Regions from separate parts of the Homo sapiens genome. Here region 1 is linked to region 2. Evidence: read pairs that join two places in POLR2A ChIA-PET (ENCODE). Cell type or tissue: GM12878. All regions are shown on one strand.

What was found. ChIA-PET counts read pairs that join two places held together with the same protein. Peaks named below come from ENCODE experiments on the same cell type or tissue, not always from the same donor. Only the 100,000 strongest peaks of a DNase experiment are listed, where the experiment ranks them.
Region 1: POLR2A ChIA-PET joins it to region 2 with 7 read pairs; 2 of 35 experiments call an interaction of 5 or more read pairs at or near these places.

Annotation. Positions count from the first base shown.
Region 1 is chr15:35,057,465-35,059,964 of GRCh38, reverse strand. No RefSeq gene overlaps it. Among named protein-coding and RNA genes, the nearest start is that of NANOGP8, 27 kb to the left of the region's middle. In GM12878, no CTCF peak of the experiment used is centred here; a DNase peak (open chromatin) is centred at 1,202; H3K4me3 peaks cover 1,060 bases; H3K27ac peaks cover 1,244 bases.
Region 2 is chr15:34,905,745-34,908,244 of GRCh38, reverse strand. AQR (aquarius intron-binding spliceosomal factor) reads left to right here. Exons shown (of 35, transcript NM_014691.3): 18 at 1,533-1,700. Among named protein-coding and RNA genes, the nearest start is that of AQR, 63 kb to the left of the region's middle. In GM12878, no CTCF peak of the experiment used is centred here; no DNase peak of the experiment used is centred here.

The DNA of each region.
Region 1 (2,500 bases), 150 kb before region 2:
ATTTCAGAACTGCCTCTCAGTTCAAATTTCAGAGCAAATATGCCTGCTCACAGCACAGCAAATACATTGCTTCTTCTCTGATCTTTGTTCAAATATTGGCCCACCCCCATTTAGAATACATGACTTTGACCATGATACTTGAACTCTGAGTTCTTGTGTAAAACAGAAATACAAGCCGGGCGCGGTGGCTCACGCCTGTAATCCCAGCACTTTGGGAGGCCAAGGCGGGCGGATCATGAGGTCAGGAGATTGAGACCATCCTGGCTAACAAGGTGAAACTACTAAAATACAAAAAATACCATCTCTACTAAAAATACAAAAAATTAGCCAGGCGTGGTGGCGGGCGCCTGTAGTCCCAGCTACTCGGGAGGCTAAGGCAGGAGAATGGCGTGAACCTGGGAGGCGGAGCTTGCAGTGAGCCAAGATCATGCCACCGCACTCCAGCCTGGGGGACAGAGTGAGACTCCGTCTCAAAAAACAAACAAACAAAAACAAACAGAAATACAAATTTCCACTTCACTGGGCTACTGAAGGATTAAATGCAAATATATATATATATATAAAATAACTATCACAATGCCTGGCACCTACCAGTCAGTTTCTATAGCCTTTCAAACAAAGTGGCAAGGCTAAGAGCCCTATGTGCTGTTCGTCTCTTGCACTGACAACCCCACCTCTGAAAAGTCTGCACAGACAGCCTCAGTGCAGTCAAATAAGGCTTGTTGCTTTTCCTTTTCCTCATATTTGCCAAGAGCCATTTTCATAACTCTTTAGTACAGAAATAAGAAGGAAAACTGCTGAAACTCGAAGTGGTTTGACTTACTTTTGTTAGTCTCTAGTTGAGAAGAGAATAAGACTAAAGACCAAAATGAAATTTTTGCTTTGGGCGTGTGGGCTTAATTCATCTGTGCTATCACTCTCGTGGCCCTGAGAAATAGGGGCTGCTCTAAGTAGGCACATGGTAACCACCTACTGATCTGTTTTTGTTAAAGTGTGTTCTGTATTTTCATTTGTACTTGTTTTAAATTTTGTGAGTCTTCTGGGAGTAGACAAAGATTAAACATGGGTAGCAGGTTTTCTTTCTTTCCCTTCTGTCTTCTGACGTGTTTCCTATTTCTTTGTTGGGTAGAATTAGCGTGTTTCCTTTGTTTTTAATAGTTCCTTAAACTTTCAGTCCTACTCAGCCCTATTTTAAGCTACTTTGTCTTTTTGTTTTTCGCTTTTGGTCAGTGGAGGGACTCTATAGTTTGTCAGGATGTGCCTCTGTACGATGAAAACTAGAGAGAAAATTCTGACAAGTAGAGTTTTTTCTTTGATTAGCTTTCTCATGTGGAGTCAAGTCCTCTGCTTGCCTCACCAGGACAGGTGGTGAAGAAGCTTTTCAGATCTTTTTTTCTTCTAGGAAAGCTTGCACATCTGGAGCACAGCCCTCCTTTCTTATTTTTTGCTATGTTGTTCAAAGCTTTTTAAGAAAAAAAAACATAAACAGCAAAGAAAAAAATTGGTTTTTCATACCAAGTTGGCTTTTATTGGATGCCCTCAACTGCAGAGACATATTTAAAGGGCAGCTGGCCACCTTCTTTTGAGGTCAGACAGCTGACTCTTAATCATATTGACAATTTCTGGCTGGGAAGAAACATCTAAAAAACGTATTATGAAACATAAAAGTGGAGGCAGCTCTTTACCTTGCCACTTCCCCCTCCAGTCTCTACAGGAGTTCCTCCAAACAAAGCTCACGTTCCAAGAGTGGCAGGCCCACTTCTTCTATCTCATTCTCCTTCGCAGCCTTTGAACGACCTCTCTCATCCTCCCATCTCTCACAGCCTCACCTCTCTAGGTATTTGGAACCTTACGCTTTGCAGATGAGGAAAATTTAATGCCTCAATGATAACTTCAAATGGCATTTTAGCCCCTACAGAAATGAATAAATCATCAGATTCACTTTTCATTTGGGAACTGAAAGGGATTATAGCCCACAAGAACTTCAGGATCCTCATTTGGAACCCTGCTTTAGGAAGGCTTTTTTTCTTTTTTTTTTTTTTTTTTTTTGAGACGGAGTTTCTCTCTTGTTGCCCAGGCTGGAGTGCAATGGCACGATCTCGGCTCACTGCAACCTCTGCCTCCCAAGTTCAAGCAATTCTCCTGCCTCAGCCTCCCGAGTAGCTGGGATTACAGGCACCTACCACCATGCCCAGCTAATTTTTGTATTTTTAGTAAAGATGGGGTTTCACCATGCTGGCCAGGCTGGTCTTGAACTCCTTACCTCAGGTGATCTGCCCACCTCGGCCTCCCAAAGTGCTGGGATTACAGACGTGAGCCACCACACCTAGTCAGGAAGGCGTTTTATACAGACATGCCCTGCCCTTGCCCGTGACCTGCCCTTGCCCATGACCTTGAGGACATAGGGCTCTATTTCCACTAGTCAGAAGCCCCTAAGGCGAAGGCTTTCTGAGACAAGAAAAAGTAATTTATGGAACCAGTAATATTTAAGTGATAATAA
Region 2 (2,500 bases):
AGGCTGGTCTTGTGATCCACCTGCCTCAGCTTCCTAAAGTGCTGGGATTACAGGCGTGAGCCACCGTGCCCAGCTGAATATTGTTTTATAAAAGTAAATTTTAAAGATTATTAAACTAAATACCATAAAACATTCCTTTTGTCCCTTTGAAAAGGTGTGAACCTCAAGCCCTTATCTTCTTCAATATTCTCATTTAAAGTTAAGGAAACAGAATTCATGAAATGGAAATGCCAGATTTGCTCCAGAAAGCACAGCTAGGATAGGGTGGATACAAATGGTTGCAAGGAGAGAGACATATAGGATTTTAAAAAATGTGGATCTAAGATGTCCCAGAGTAAAGTGGTTTGTTTTAGGAAGGAACAAGAGGTCATCCCTCAGTGATGCCAAAAAGTAACTCCTATCTTGGGAGAGGATAAATGACTTCTCAGGACCACTTCTTTGGCTGTAAGACTTAGAAGTTTTAATGAGCTGTGCAGATCAGACATCACACAGGTAGTACAACTCAGAGAGTAGGATGATTCCCATTCATTCTCATTACTTCTCTTGCTGCTTTGCATAGAATTTATTGGGAAATAATTAAGTCAGTATTATGAATAGAGTTATTATTTCTACCTTTACCCATACTCTAACCAGTCCCCCAATTAAAACAAACCAAAATATTTTCAGTACTATTAGCCATATGCCCACATTGTTGATTTGATTTCATTGTGTTTGTTGTTAACAAGGTTGTGAGCAAGCAGACTGTTTACATTTACATTTATGTCATGTAATGGCTAACAAAAACATCAGAAATGGAATGAAGATTAAGTGGTGTAGCATTACATGCTGTGAGGTCTAATTTTATAATCCTTGTCTTCCAGTTTCTCTACTTTTAATAGAGCTGGGAAGCCATTTGAGTTCTTTATTGGGTCTAGTGACCAAGAAGCTGTGGACTCTGGCACAAGTCTCCTTTTTCTTGACATTCACTTATAAAAATGTTCACGATTTGCCAACTGAAACTGTATATATTCAGCCATCTTTCTCAAGATCATACCTGTAAACAATACTTTTTTGCCTTGATTAATTATTCTTGAGTTGACCTGTTTTAGTGAAATACAATTAGGCTGTCTTTGGAATGACACTGATAGATAGTTTAAACTGATATTAAAAACCTGCTAAATATGCTATAGATGGATTATATGCCAGCCATATTTTTGGTTACTTATTAAGATTGTTAAAAATAAGAATGATGACGAACATCCAATTTTGGAGCTGTAGCATGACTTGGAGGGCTTATTCAGTAATATATTCATGGCATGAATGTTTCTAATTTTAATATAAAGAAGTTTTCATTTCAATTAATGCTATGAAATATTGAGTATTAAAGATTATAGAAAAGCCCATAATTGTGTTACAATGCGATAATAATCATTGGTCACTCAACGGTATCTCTCTACCAAAGATAAGAGGTAGAGAGGCAAATAAGAATTTGCCTACAAAAGACTGAAAACAATGAAATTCTAATAAATGAAAATGTCTTTATATCTTACCAGGTCTTCGTAAGCATGATGTATGCTTTTTAATTACCGTACGTCCCACAAAACCTTATGGCACTAAGTTTGACCGGAGGAGACCTTTTATTGAGCAGGTTGGCCTGGTTTATGTCAGAGGCTGTGAAATTCAGGGCATGCTGGATGATAAAGGACGTGTCATTGAAGATGGTATGGTGACCTATATTTTTGAAAGAGTATGTGTATAGAATGATAAATTTCTTTGCCTTTTTCCCTTTTTGCTTCTTAGGTAATATTTTTTAGTTCTTTTACCTACTAAATTGACACAAAGGATTTTGTATCAAATATGTGTAGGGTACCTACCGTGCAGTTTTAGATATAGGTAACATGGTTTCTCACTGTGTCACACAGGCTGGAGTTCAGTGGCACAATCTCGGCTCACTGCAACCTCTGCCTCCTGGGTTCATGCGATTCTCCAGCCTCAGCCCTGCTAGTAGCTGGGACCATAGGCACGTGCGACCATGCCCGGTTAATTTTTGTAGAGATGGGGTTTCCCCATGTTGCCCAGGCTGGTCTCAAACTCCTGAGATCAAGCACTCCACTTGCCTCGGCCTCCCAAAGTGCTGGGATTACAGACATGAGCCGCCACCACACCCAGACAGTTTCAGAACTTCTATGTTAGATATTGGAAAGGACAGGATCTTTTTCTTTTTTTCCCCCCAAGACGGAGTTTTGCTCTGTCAACCAGGCTGGAGTGCAGTGGCGCGATCTTGGCCCACTGCAACCTCTGCCTCCCAAGTTCAAGCAATTCTGCCTCAGCCACCCCAGTAGCTGGGATTACAGGTGCCTGCCACCGCGCCTGGCTAATTTTTGTATTTTTAGTAGAGACAGAGTTTCACCATGTTGGCCAGGCTGGTCTCGAACTCTGGGACAGGATCTTTTGAAATCATCTTTATTCAAAGCTTTTTAAAATATGTAATACTTTACCATATTTTTTTTAAGAAACACTC